2 separate regions of the Homo sapiens genome follow, and region 2 is linked to region 1. A link is a contact called in ENCODE Hi-C or POLR2A ChIA-PET data. All regions are on one chromosome and are shown on one strand. The core of a region is the stretch at or near the end of the contact, and the rest is flanking DNA. Distances in the headings are between cores, read along the strand shown. Region 1 overlaps GMDS (GDP-mannose 4,6-dehydratase). Region 2 overlaps GMDS (GDP-mannose 4,6-dehydratase).

Region 1 (6,629 bases), core at 915-3,414:
AACCTTGTGTTGTTGACTCACTGTATCATCAGCGTTGATCTTGTCCCCTTAGCAAAAACGTTAACTTGTTGGAGTCAAGAACGAGGTCTTGTCTTGCTGTCATATCTTCCTCGTGCCTGTCACTGTGGCAGACAAATGATAGGTGATGATGAATAGGGTGATGAATGAGCCTTAGAAAGTCAGGGTGCACAGACTTTCAGAAACACATAATCTGGTTTGCAAGGACAATGTTCTTAAATTCATTTTTACAAGAAGCTAATGCCGAAGGTGAAAGAAAAGGAAAAGAGAAATATGATTACTCTAAGTCTTAAACATAGATCTGAACATCAAGTTGTGGGAGAAATACAACTTCACAGTGTGCCAAAAATAAAACAGCCTTGGCCCTGCGGCCACTGGTGAGCTGAGTGCGAACCAAGCCTGTGCCATGGGGTCCTCAAGTGCAGCTCAGCCCTGGGCTGCTTTCACACCAGTGTGATGCCCAGGAGGTGAATGATGTCCCCACAGTACACCTGGCAGCTGTGGGGCAGGACACCTCGGCAGATGCCAGCAGGCGCATCCAGGCACAGTGGCCAGCGTGCTGCCCCACAGCTTTATTGGGGAGTAGGGAAGAGGATTGTATTTCTTTATTTATACAAAGTAGCTTTGAATGGACTTCCACCCAGCACAGAAAAAGCCGTATAAAAAAGCAACTTTAAGTTTTTTTTTTTTCTTTTGAATGCAAGTCTCTAACTAGCTGAGCTACAGACTTCTCTTTGGTATGACAAGGCATGTTTGGATATGCTGTGTTACCACTTTCGGGTGGAACTGGAGATAAGAAAGGTGAAGTCAGGTAGCAACTGTCTGCCTTAAGAATATTTACAAACTATCAGTTAAAACATCTGCTCTCCCTGAGGAAGAGCAAGAGCCAGAGGGGTGGAGGCAGGGACAGAGGAGGCAGAGAGAGAGAACAAAGTGAGCACACCCCATTTACCCCAGCTCACTTTTCCCTACCATGCCCTGTGCCCACGTAGCCAGCATGCAGGAACTCCTCTGTTTCACACAGGAGTTGCCGACACCAAGGAACCCACTGCATGTGCTTGTCCTCATTATGCTTAAGAAAGATCTCGGCTTCCTTCCCCCAAAAGGTGCTACTGCAGCTGTAGCTCAGGGCGTGTGTTTTGTTCAGCACTTCAACTCATCTCTGCACATGTGGACTCTGGTCCAGTGGCTTAGGAAATCCTCACGGAGAGTGATCTGGGATACAAACCCCAGCAGTCATAAGTCAACATGATGTATTGGCCCTCCTCTTAGCGAGGGTTGGGGTGGAGCTGTCACAGAGCCGAAGTTATCTTTCACAGAGAAGCGATTTCCCCAGATTGAGGTTAGGGTCACCAGATGGGCAGTGAGGCGGACATTATCTGCTATCCAATGTCCAGAGCTCCAAGACCCTGAGTGCTGATGGCTTAAATGCATCCGCCTGAAACCTTGCAGAAACTTTCCTGCTGAAGCTCTTAAGATCTCCCCAGGGTTCCCAACAGGTGGCCACCACCCTTATCAACAGTAGTATTAATGCCACCACAGCTGGGGGACCCACAGAGGGACAACGTGGTGGCTTCTCTCCAAGGCTCTCTGTTATCTTCCCTATGGAATGAGCTTCAGTCATAGCAAGTGTGGATCTTTTTGGTGCTGCTTTCTCTGCCCTCCTAACTACTCCTCCCACATACAGTGAAATTATAAAACCGAGCCAGAATCAATGCTATCAGGAAAGGGTTCTGCACATCAAGCTCTTAAATGGGCAAAGAATATTTTTAATCAAGACTCTGGGTGAGAGAACAGAATACAGTCTCATGTTTTAGGCCAGGCTATGCTCTGACTGAAGTGTGTGCTGCTTTCCCTCTGCCCTGACTCAAACCAAGGAGCCATACCAGGCATTCCTGCCACTCTAAACGTCTGTAATTCTCTCCAAGGCTCTCTAGCAGTGCCTGAGTTAAGCTGCACCTTTACGAAGAGTCGGAGTCCAGCTACTGCTGTCAAAGCTCGAGCTTGCATCAGGCATTGCTGAGAAAACCGCCAGCTCTGACTGGCGTTGTGGCGCCTTTCTTCCAAACTTTCCTTGTCTTAAAGGGGGCATTCCAGTTTCTAGTTCGATAATACCCAAGAGAGGCGTGCGTCATTTGAGAAGAATCTCTCACACCCCCATCGCAAAAATGTTGGCCATCTGACATTTTATAACATCATGTCTGCCTGTAAAAGGCAAACTCCTGTGTTGTGAATCAGCTTTCAGCTACTTTGGAAGAACTACTTCTCTTTGAATCAGAACATGTTTCATTCCATATAAAATTGTCATACCTGTCATCAGTAAACAGAAATAATTAGTTGTAAGGAACTTACTTTAAACTTACAGAAATAGGCACATTTATAGAGGTATGGAAAGGAAGAATTTATAAATACATTTATTTATTATAATAAATATATATTATTTGAAAATAAGACCTCTGCCCCAGTGACCTTTGATTTAATGGATTAACGTTGGAAAATAAAATGTAATAAATTATTTTTAGTTTTGTCATCACAGACCACGCTATTACTCCCTCAGAAATTTGAATACGCATCTTTTCTTTTTCTTTTTTTTTGAATATGCACCTTTTCAATTGTACAGACTTGCCTTTAAGCTCAAACACTGCCCTAATTAAGGACTGAAGTTGCTCTGTCGATGAATGGGAAAGTGTCAGAGTAGATGCGGGTCATGTGTTTTGAAAACATGTAAGCAGGCAGTGTTTAACAAGGGTGGAAAGACACACTGTGGAGACATTGGGTTGAAGGACAGAACTTTGGTCATTATTTTATTCTCTATGGGAAGGAAACATTATGTATACATAATGACACAGTGAACAATGAAAGAAATGTAGCCTGTATTTTTTAAATAATAAGTGCCATTTATGTGTGGAATTGGGGTCAGCTGGTTAATTATAAATGAAAGCTTAACACAAATATAGTTTATCCCTTCGGACAGATTGATGTACTCCACGCTAAGGGAAGGGAGGGAGAGGCAGAGAGACAGGAAGAAATGAAGGAGGGCAAATGGGTTTAGCAAAGGCATGCGCTGTAAATATGGGAGGCGGGTATCTAGTCATTCTACAGTTAATTACCTAAAGATTCCTGAACCCAGACTTTTTAGTCCCTGGTTTGTCACCCCGGCGGCATCATCAGCCTGAGCTGGCTTCCTGGGATTTTGCACTTCACTGTTATGATTTACGAATAGGATAAGTTATGACTGACCCTTCTTGACTCCTGCCACCTGTCTGTCAGTTATCTTTTAAAGTACAGTTAGGGTCTCGGATTTCCAGAACTGGGGCTGGGATGGCCTTTGAGTGTCAGGCATTCCTGTTCTTGGTGGAGGTGGACTGCTCAGCCTCAGGTCCCAGTGCTGGGCCCGAGGAGGGACAGCGCGAGGTGTGCTGGCACCTGCAGTCTTCTTTCTTGCCACCGCATAGGACATCACTAGACAAAAGACATCAAAATCAGATGCTGTTGTCCCACGTTGCCATCTCTCTCCTCAAATCAGTGTCCCAATATTCAGGCCGACTTCGGTTCATCCTGTTTTAGCTGTGCCCACTAGAATTTAAAATGTGGCCGTGCAGCTCCTGACTCTGCTGAGGGTGCCTCGGAACCAGAAGACTGTAGAGCTGCTTTTCTCCCAGGGGAGAAACTAATGATTTGCAGAAGCTAGTAATTTAGAGTCTATGGAACTTGCCCCAGGCTCTCCCTTCCCTCCTGCTTTCAGTGGTACTGAGGAGCTGTATTTAATCTGAACAGAAAATTCCATTTTCTTCTGATGATTTTGTGACTATATGAAAATGGAATTAAGGGATTGTAGATTTCTTCCCCACAAGCATATTTTAAAATCCAGAGTAAAAATAAAAACTTTCGCAGAGTAATTGAGAATAAAGGTGAGAAGTTTTCTAATAATACTTTAAAAAATTCTCATATACAGATAAATTAGAAGAAGCATGAAGACTTTTCCTTAAAGAAATGTTCCTTTCCCTGCACTTTGAATAGATGGACAAAATTAGTATGCAGGGACAGATCCAACTTTTGTGGGAGCTCATACACTTTGGTGTCGGTGCGGAGGGGGTGGTTCTTCTATAGAAAAAGAATGCAAAAATATCTCCCTTTTGCAGAATGTTCACATTCTGCACGTGTGAGCTGCTGTTCTCCTCACCTGGGCCTGGAGAACATGGGTGAGATGCTGAGCCCCAGGGCTTAGGCCAGCTGCCTCTGCGTATGGAGGCTGTGTGTGCCCCTCAGCTGTGCCAGGGAGGAGTCACAGCAGACGGCGTGCTGCCATCCTAATCTCTGTGGCACACAGGAGAATGTCCCCACCCCCAAGGAAGTCCCCATGCTAATTCTAGAATACGTGGCTATGTCACCTTACATGATAATCCAGAGACTTTGCAAATGGGATTGAGTGAAGGGTCTGGAGATGGTCCTGGATTTTCCAGGGAGCCCTAATGGTAACCACAAGGTCCTTATAGGAGGAAGGCAGGAGGGTCAGAGTCAGAAAAGGAGCAGTGAAGACGAAGCGGGGTCAGGGTGATTCAAGGAAGGGGCTGCGAGCCAAGGGGTGTAGGCGCCTCTAGAAGCTGGACAAGGCAAGGGAACGGGTTCTTTCCGGGAGCCTCTAGAGGCAGCCAGCCCTGCCCACACCAAGAACGTAAGAGGATCGACACGTATTGTTTTAAACCCCTACACCTGCGTTAATGTGTTAGGCTGGACTGGCTCCAGCCTCTCCCCTCTAGCCTCTCAGCAACCTCCACAGTTAGGCCCTCCTGGAGACCCCTCCTGGCTGCCTCAGGCCATCTCCTGTACATCCCTCCTCCTCCCCTCACCCAGCTTGTTCTTTCTCCCCACCCCCATCTTCCTTATTTTTCTTCTTTTCTTTGCAACCTCAAAACATAAACCCTCAAGCTCATTTCCGCAGCCTGATGTGCAGTCTTCCTCTCTGTCTTGTGTCTCTCCTCTCACCCATGCCTCCATGGGGGACAGAAGGCTACACCGTGTGGCTCTGGCAGCCCCTCACTCCACACAGTGTAGGCATGTGCTGTTCTATCACACATGGACACTAAGAGATCTTGTCAAGTAGACAGAGACTAAGAGGACCTATGTGTTCATGACACTTTTTAAAGGTCTGAGCTGCCCATTCAGCTTTGCATGAAAATGGAGATTGGGAGTTTTGACCACCCCATGACTGTGGCTTGTTGTGAGTGTCTGCTGTGAAGTGGCACTGCCTCTTCACAATATCGTTGGAATTCCATTTGGCCAGGTGACAAGAAAGTATTCACAAGCCTAAGGAGGAACTTATCTGCTCCTTCCTGAGGAAATATGTGCCCCCACCAAAAAAAAAAAAAAAAAAGGGAAACCAGGCCTCAGTGTGCCACAGAGCAGCACTGCCACTGGAGGCCGCCCTCTGTCCAGGGTCGCGCACACGTGGGCACTGGGGCCGGATGGCCCCCATGCCTGCCCTTCTCAGAGTGGGCTGTGCTGCACTCTGAGAAGCGTCTCCACCTCAATACCAACCCTGTAGACTTGGCTTAAAGCAGCGGTCCTGACTCAGCTCACCTCCCGGCCATCTCATTTCCTTACTCGGGAGAGCGGTGATTCTGTGTATTTTTCTAATAAGCAAAGTCCCCAGAGATGAAAGAAGCCACCACAAAATACTCAACTCTTTCTGGAAACAGAAGAAAGACTGCTGCCCCTATTTGCAGGGAGGGAGGATGTTCTTCCCGAAACACCTGAGTGTGTGTTTGGACCACACGGGTGGAGGACAGTTCAGGGAAACCAGGTTTGCGTTTAAAAGATCTTGGTTCCAACCTCATAGGTGTTGTACACCCATTCCAGGCCTTGTCTCCAGCGCTACCTCACATGTATACCAGCTATAAATACTGCAGTGTATGTATATGTGTAGATACACACAAAGCTAAAGTATACATTCACCAAGATAAACTGTGCTTGCCAGGGCTTTAATCTCCCCAGGAGGCTGTTATTACTGGAGTCCGGCCCCAGAGCGCCAGCTGAGGAGAGGAAGTGAGACTCTGGTGTTGGGAGGCTGGGCGGCGCTCCTCTTTGTCTACTCTTTGCTTTTTAGAACATATACATAGCTAGCATTCACATGTGGCCACAGATGAAATGATATGCTTGACTCCCCTAAAGGTGCCTTTCTTGTCAGTGTGTTACTTTACGGAGATACTTTAACCTTGATCGTCCGCAGCCATACTGGATTCCCATGGAACAAGAGAGCAGGAAGTGCTTCCATCATATTTTCCCCGTTCAGTTTGAGCAATCCAAAATGGAGGGATCATGACAAAGGAAGAAAGCTTCCTCTCGTGAGCTTGCATTGTTTTAGTTCTCCTTGGCATCTAGTCTGACTTCTACTTATGGTCTGGACCAGTGGTTCTCAGACTTGCACAAGCATCAGAAACACCCAGAAGGCTCATTCAAACCCAGATTCCTAGGCCTGATTCCCACAGTTTCTGACTCGTGAGGTGTGCATGGTGCCCCAAATTTGTTTTTCTAACAAGTTCTCATGTGACGCTGATGCTGCTGGCCTGGTTTGGGGACCATACTTTGAGAACCATTGGTTCAGAACATGA
Region 2 (6,440 bases), core at 3,275-5,774, 100 kb before region 1:
TTTTTCTTTCCTTTGTTTCCTTTTTTAGAGACAGGGTCTCACTATGTTGCCCAGGCTGGACTCAAACTCCTTGGCTCACAAGATCTTCCTGCCTCAGCCTCCTGAGTAGCTGGGACTACTGTCTCATACCAGCAAGCCCAGAACCCACATATATTTTTATATACTTACCACAATTACATATATCTACATTTTCATATAAATTGAAGTTTCATAATGAAGGAGCATAAAATTGGAAACAACCTAAATACCTTATACCAGAGTTTCTCCAACTGTTTTTGTCTCAGAACTCCTCTTGACAGTCTTAAAAATGCTGAGGGTCCAAAAGCACTTTTGCTTATGTGGGTTATATCTATCAACCATAGTAGGAGATAAAACTGCAACATTTAAAGGATATTTATTCATTTAAAAATAACGTGATAAATATTTTTATGAAAAATAACTGTATTTTCCCAGACAAAAATATTAGTAAAGTGGCATTGTTTCAAAATTTAAAAAAATCTCATTAATGTCTGCATTAACAGAAGACAGTTGAGTTCTCTTAACTGCTTCAGTATCTCCTGTATATCGGTGAAAGAATGTGGATGCCAAAGAAGTATGGTTCTAGTATTATCATAAAAATGGTTTTGCCCTTGAAGACCAAACGAAAGCATCTTAGAGACCTCCAGAGGTGCCTGGACCATACTTTGGGAACTGCTGCCCTGTACTGTTAGAATGCTTATGGTAAACATGTTAGAGCAGTACAGCAGAATACCATATAACTCTGTACAGTGGCATGTATGTGGGGGACTGTCAATACATCAAAATACACTTTTTAGTAAGATATGTTCCTCCTGGTCAGAAAAGAAACAGTGTATCTTGTAATACTGTAGTGCATATATAACTACCAGGAAAAATAAAGCATAAATGTCAGACCCCTTCTTATATTAATATTTAATAAAAATCCAACAACTTAGCATTGAACCATCTCAAAGAACTAAACTAATAATTTACCTTATAGAAATCTAACAATATAAAGACAGAGATATGAGTTCTGTGTTACTGAAGAGAGACCCATCAGCTCCAAAAATGAAATAAAGCAGGTGGGAAAGTTCACACTCTGTTATAGATGGTAAGATAGCTGTCTTCATTTCTTTTTGAAATAGAAAGCCACTCAACTTCTTTAGAAGGTTGGCTACAGGATACTTAGAGACCAAGGTTTTTCCTCGAACGAAGGCATTAATTCTTTTGAAGCCCTTGGAAATACATTCCATTGAGAGCTTAGTGTTCTATGCCTTAAAGTTTGGCAGAGATGACTTTAGCCTAAAAAATATTAAGGGTAATATAGTTCAGCTGCCATTGAAAATGAGCGTATGATGTTAAAGAATTTTAGAAAATCACAAAATAGAATAAACACATTTCTGCCATGTAAAAAAAAAACCTATTGATAAGGATTCGAAGTGAGTTTTTAATAAATTTTTAGAATTTTCTGTTTGCTGGCTTCTTTCTATAAAGTTAATGTATAATGAAGTTCTATAATTTTAAATGAAAGCATATACAATTCATGACACATAGGAGATCTGAGTGTTCTGTGGTAGTGAATCTGCTGAGGCCCAGCACGCACTGCAGTTCTGATTCACTGGCAAAATTAGCAATAAAGCCAACAGTTTTACCCAGAATCCCAACAGTGGGGAAGAAAAAAGCAGAGAGGAGAAGTGGAGGTGGCAGACGCCACAGTTACCAGTGGTGGAGATGAGCCTCAGGGATGGCCGGGGTGCGCCACATGGGCATCTGCCCGCTGGCCAGCCGTGAGTTCAGACTGACGGGAAATGCATGGCTTCCACGGCCTCTTTAGAACCAAGCTGGTGTGCACAAGGGGAACTCGCCACGTAGCAGTGAGGACTGGCAAACTGCACAGAGAGCTTTTATTGTTCTTGCTTCTTTAGAGCAAATGAATTTACAAATCAAATTGACCATAAAGCATTTAAAGAATGAAGACAAAAAGGAAACAGCGCATCTTATTAAAAACAAAAACAACGACAAATTAATGGTTAAAGTTTCGCCTTGAATTTGAGCAGTCACCTTATGCTTAGAATCTGTTTTCTTGTGGTGAACAGCCAAGTTTTACCTTCTCTTTTATTGAAACCCCTAGGATTTTGGCACTTCTTTCAAAATGTGTATTAAAACTCAGAGACACTAAATCATACCTGTGAGCTTAAAGCAGCAAAAATAATTTACTGACCTTATTCACCCCTTCAGTTGCAGCAAACTCTTTACTGTATATTTCCTGTACCCCAAGCAAGTGGAGAGTCCATTTTTTACTTCTGAACCTCTCCTCCACTCTCTCCCACCTCATTTCCCCTCAGTGTAACCAAATATTTTCAGCAACTAGAGGCCCAAACAATCTTGTTAACTTAAAAGTTTTCCTGCAGATTTATTGACCCAGCAGAGTTAAACAGGGTAAGTGTTGATCAACACCTCTCAGGTATTTCTTTAATTATTGGCCTGGCATCTCTAGAGCCTAATAAAAATTTGTAATGTGAGTTTGTAATAAAGTAACTATTATATTTATTTATTTATTTATTTATTTGGGGACGGGAAGGGAGCATTTTGGTTTTTCTAAAGGGGAGCCTCCACCTTTTGCCATAAATTGTAGCTGTAGCCTTGATAATACTGTGGTTGAACAATAAGGTCTCAAGGGCTGCTCGCTGAAAGAGATTAAACTGTAATTAAACTACACTATGAGTAAGGAGAGACGGAAAAAAGAAAAAAAAAATTGTGGTTTTCATAAAGCAGAAAAGAAATACATTGACTGGTGTTTACAGCCCAGAGACGTTTTTTGCCTTCTCGACTGCAAAACAGTCTTATTTTTAGCCAGCCAGGGTTTTGCAAGAATGCCGTATCAATCCCACATTTCTGTTCTTTGAAATAATTGCACCAAGCTGGTCCCAAATCAGCAGTAACTAACTGAAAAGCAGGAGGGAAACATTTCTCAAACATACAGTGCCGATGAAATTTGCCATAACACTATGAGTTATGTCGGCTGCCTGCATGAGGTTCCACATAATGGGAAAAAAGAATTTAACTAGATCTTAATTGAACATGCAGCTACATAATATCCTTTTGTTTAGGCTCAAAAATGGATTTTTTTAAACCTCCTTATCAGCGCAGCTATTAAATATTGTGGCTCTCCAGCTATCAGTCTCCGATCAGCACAGTTAGTGCATTTTACCTTCCAAGGAAGTGCACTTTGAGCCAGCTGGAGCACAAGAAATGTAGGAGCTGGAGAAAGTCGTAATTGAAACAGGCGACTGCTTCAGTACAGACAGGAAATAAAAGGAAGACTGGCCCTCCAATGGATTAAATTAGATGTTTCAAATTCAGACAGTATCAGGAAAAAGAAGACTTATGTTAGAGGGGGAAAAAGGTAACAGTAAGTTCATTCAGCGGAGCGCCCCCTCCTCCCCGCATAACACATGTTTTTGCTGGAATCTTACTGTGCCGCCCTGTAGGGCAGACTCGCCCAGGCCTACCTCCTGCCGAACAACAGCGGAGCAGGTCCCTGTGTTAATGTCACACTATCCTTTCTCTCCTGCCTGCCCTCTCCCTTTCAGAGGCCTTTGGTATTCTATTTCCATAAATTAGGCGTGAAATTATGTTGGGCTGAGGATACATGATTTCAGCTGTTTTATAGTTGGAAAGGAAAATCTTTTAGACCTAAAGCAAAAACATTTTTTTAAATATACTTCCTGCCTTATTAGTTTGAGATATGCCTATTATAGAAAATGCTTGCTGTGTAGAAACTTTATTATTTTTTTTGGTCTCACAGATTGCTGTCTTGTCCTTCAGTTCAAGTAATATTGATTGAGTAACGACTATAGGCAAGATCCCAGACTAACTGGTGTCTGCAAAATTGTACATTCATTAGGACAGTATTAATTTATGGGAAATGTAAATTCTCAAATGAAGACTTGTACCTCTGTTGAAATATTTGAAGAAGCTGATTTTATTTTACATTGGAATAATCTACTGAAACTTTCAACATTTTTTCACTTTAGGTGGTACTGCATCTCCGTTTTTCTATTTAGGCAAATATGGCCTTTATTAAGTACAATTTGCTTAAATATCCAACTCCCAATTTTGTTACTGGCAATGCCTGAGACAGTGGCTTTTAAGGTCAGTGGCTATTTCAACATTATAGTGTCCAGTGCCGTTTTTATTCGGGGTGGGAGGGTAGCATTAGATGAAGTCTTTCTCTGAGATGTAAATAAATAAACCACAAAATTCAACAAGCTAAAAATTACTGTGGTTCTTCTTTGTCCCCTCATGAAAGCTGATAAAGTTGAACAGTATAGCAAGTGGACAGAATTCCAACTTTCAAGCTTGAAAATGCCTTTCTTTTCTACCCTCTATGGCCCTCTGTGTGCGGAAAACATAGTCTTGGAAAAATGTGGGGCTTGTGCCCGGGGCTGCCCGCCAGAGCCAGGCCTCATTTGCTCAGGTGTGCTCACCGTTTTAGCTTCTTGAATTAAGCCCTGGGAAAATTCCTGTGCAAACATCTGCTCCCTTTGCCCTGCCTCTCCGACGGGAGTGAGGTGGGGTGGGGAATGCATCATGTGAGTGGGTTTTGCATGGAAAATGTTGCGGGTTGCCTCCACTCCAGCTGGACAGCTTTATACAGCTATAAACCTTTACTGCTGTATTAAGGTTCTATTCAAAGGGTATGAATCTCTGATATTCATGGTCCAACAAAACTGTTACTAATTACTTATCTACTGAATAGCTACCAGGATTGGCAGCTTGAATAACAATCACAAAAATCTGTGTACTCATTATTCTCCAACAAGGCAAGATTCTCATTCCTGTAAGGAGCATAGCTTGCTTTTTTGAAAACTCATGAACAAACTGGAAATGTCTACTTGTGCCCCCTTCCTCAAGAGGCCACCTTGCATAGCTTCCTCACAGAATATTTCTCTGTTCCTGAAAGGTAATTTCGGTGCAGGTCTCATAGAATAAGCACATTTTACAGCTCTGGGCAGGCTATTCTAGTCACAGGTCCTCATGGTCCGGGCTCCAGGGAGCACCTGGAAGCAGATTGTATCCCCCGAGTGTCACTTTTCAGGAGCAGGGATGAAGTGGCAGCTGCCTGCTGCAGAGATCTGTCACATTCACTACCCTGAAACAGGACACACTCTTCAAGAATCACCAATAACCAGAGTTCGCTCCTCCAGCAGTTCTTCCCAGAAGTTTACTCAGCACCTTGACATCTTTTGGTGTGACTCCATTCTTGGAGGTCCAGACCCACCTCTGTGCTTTCAGATGCAGAATCACATCCACTTCTTGCAGCTGTTTGCTGTGCTGTGCCTGCTTCACCCAGGGCTAAGGAGCTGATGATAACTGTGCAGTGCTCTGAAGAAATAGATGTCTAATCCCAGCACTTTGGGAGGCTGAGGCAGGCAGATCACTGAGGTCAGGAGTTCAAGACCAGCCTGGCCATTATGGTGAAACCCCATCTCTGCTTAAAAAAAAAAAAAGAAAGAAAGAAAAAGAAAAAGAAAAATTAATTGGGCATGGTGGCTCATTCCTGTAGTCCCACCTACTCAGGAGGCTGAGGCAGGAGAAACACTTGAACCCAGGAGGCGGAGGTTGCAGTGAGCTGAGATCACACCACTGCCCTCCAGCCTGGGTGACAGAGCTAGACTCCATCTCAAAAAAAGAAAAGAAAAGAAATGGTTGTGAGTAGGAGTCATAAGAACATTCTGCTGGCCTTTTATAGATGTCTAACCCTCCTGAGAAAGGTTGGTGTTACTATCCACTTTTTACAAATTAGTAAACTGAGACTTAAAGAGTTGAAGAAGCTCACCAATATCAATACAACCTGTGTTTGGAGTTGCTAGGGTTCACAACCAGAGTTCTCAGAATCGGAAGCTTCTTTATTTCCATATATCATGTTACTTAAACTAGACCTTATTCACCTTGGAAACCTAAATTTTATTTCAGGAGACCTTGTCGAGAAGGAAGAATTTCAGAGGCCAACCACCATATGGGCATCATCAAGCAGCCCTAGTCAAGGTGGGAGGAAGGAAGGGAAGGCTGGCCTCCTCTTCCCCTGGCCTCCTGCTCTCTTCCCTTACTGCAAAGCTCTGAATCACTGAGACCATTGCAGCTAGCTGGGATTTTAATTTTTTTTAAAAAAAGACATTAAGGTATGAATGACCTACTATCTTAACCCTTGGAGAGTCTGTTAATCTAAACAAATCTCCAACCGATATAAATGTGTGAGGAGGTATTTGAAGTAGTGGTTGAGTTTTCTTGTGTGTTCAGAGAGGGAGTCCCAAAATTAGTGTATCTAGGAACAAAGTACGCAGTTTGTTTCGTAGGCTGTAACCCTGAAATCAACAATGTGTGTTAGTGGCAACATACAGCATTAAATGGGTAGCATATGCATATATCAAGAGTCATCT

Evidence for each region. A loop is a pair of places that touch in the nucleus more often than their neighbours do. ChIA-PET counts read pairs that join two places held with the same protein, here RNA polymerase II (POLR2A). Pooled maps may share reads with other maps.
Region 2: POLR2A ChIA-PET joins it to region 1 with 10 read pairs in HEK293T. The contact joins two enhancer-like sites. A Hi-C loop is called at or near these places in 3 of 50 pooled maps. POLR2A ChIA-PET finds 5 or more read pairs at or near these places in 3 of 52 experiments (AG04450, HEK293T and IMR-90).

Annotation. Positions count from the first base shown.
Region 1 is chr6:1,697,551-1,704,179 of GRCh38, reverse strand. All of the region lies in intron 9 of GMDS (GDP-mannose 4,6-dehydratase), which reads left to right. Among named protein-coding and RNA genes, the nearest start is that of FOXC1, 91 kb to the right of the region's middle. Within about 2 kb of position 2,164, at least 2 of the 41 ENCODE cell types and tissues checked have a DNase peak (open chromatin) inside an H3K27ac peak, as active enhancers do.
Region 2 is chr6:1,799,700-1,806,139 of GRCh38, reverse strand. All of the region lies in intron 7 of GMDS (GDP-mannose 4,6-dehydratase), which reads left to right. Among named protein-coding and RNA genes, the nearest start is that of FOXC1, 190 kb to the right of the region's middle. Within about 2 kb of position 4,524, at least 3 of the 41 ENCODE cell types and tissues checked have a DNase peak (open chromatin) inside an H3K27ac peak, as active enhancers do.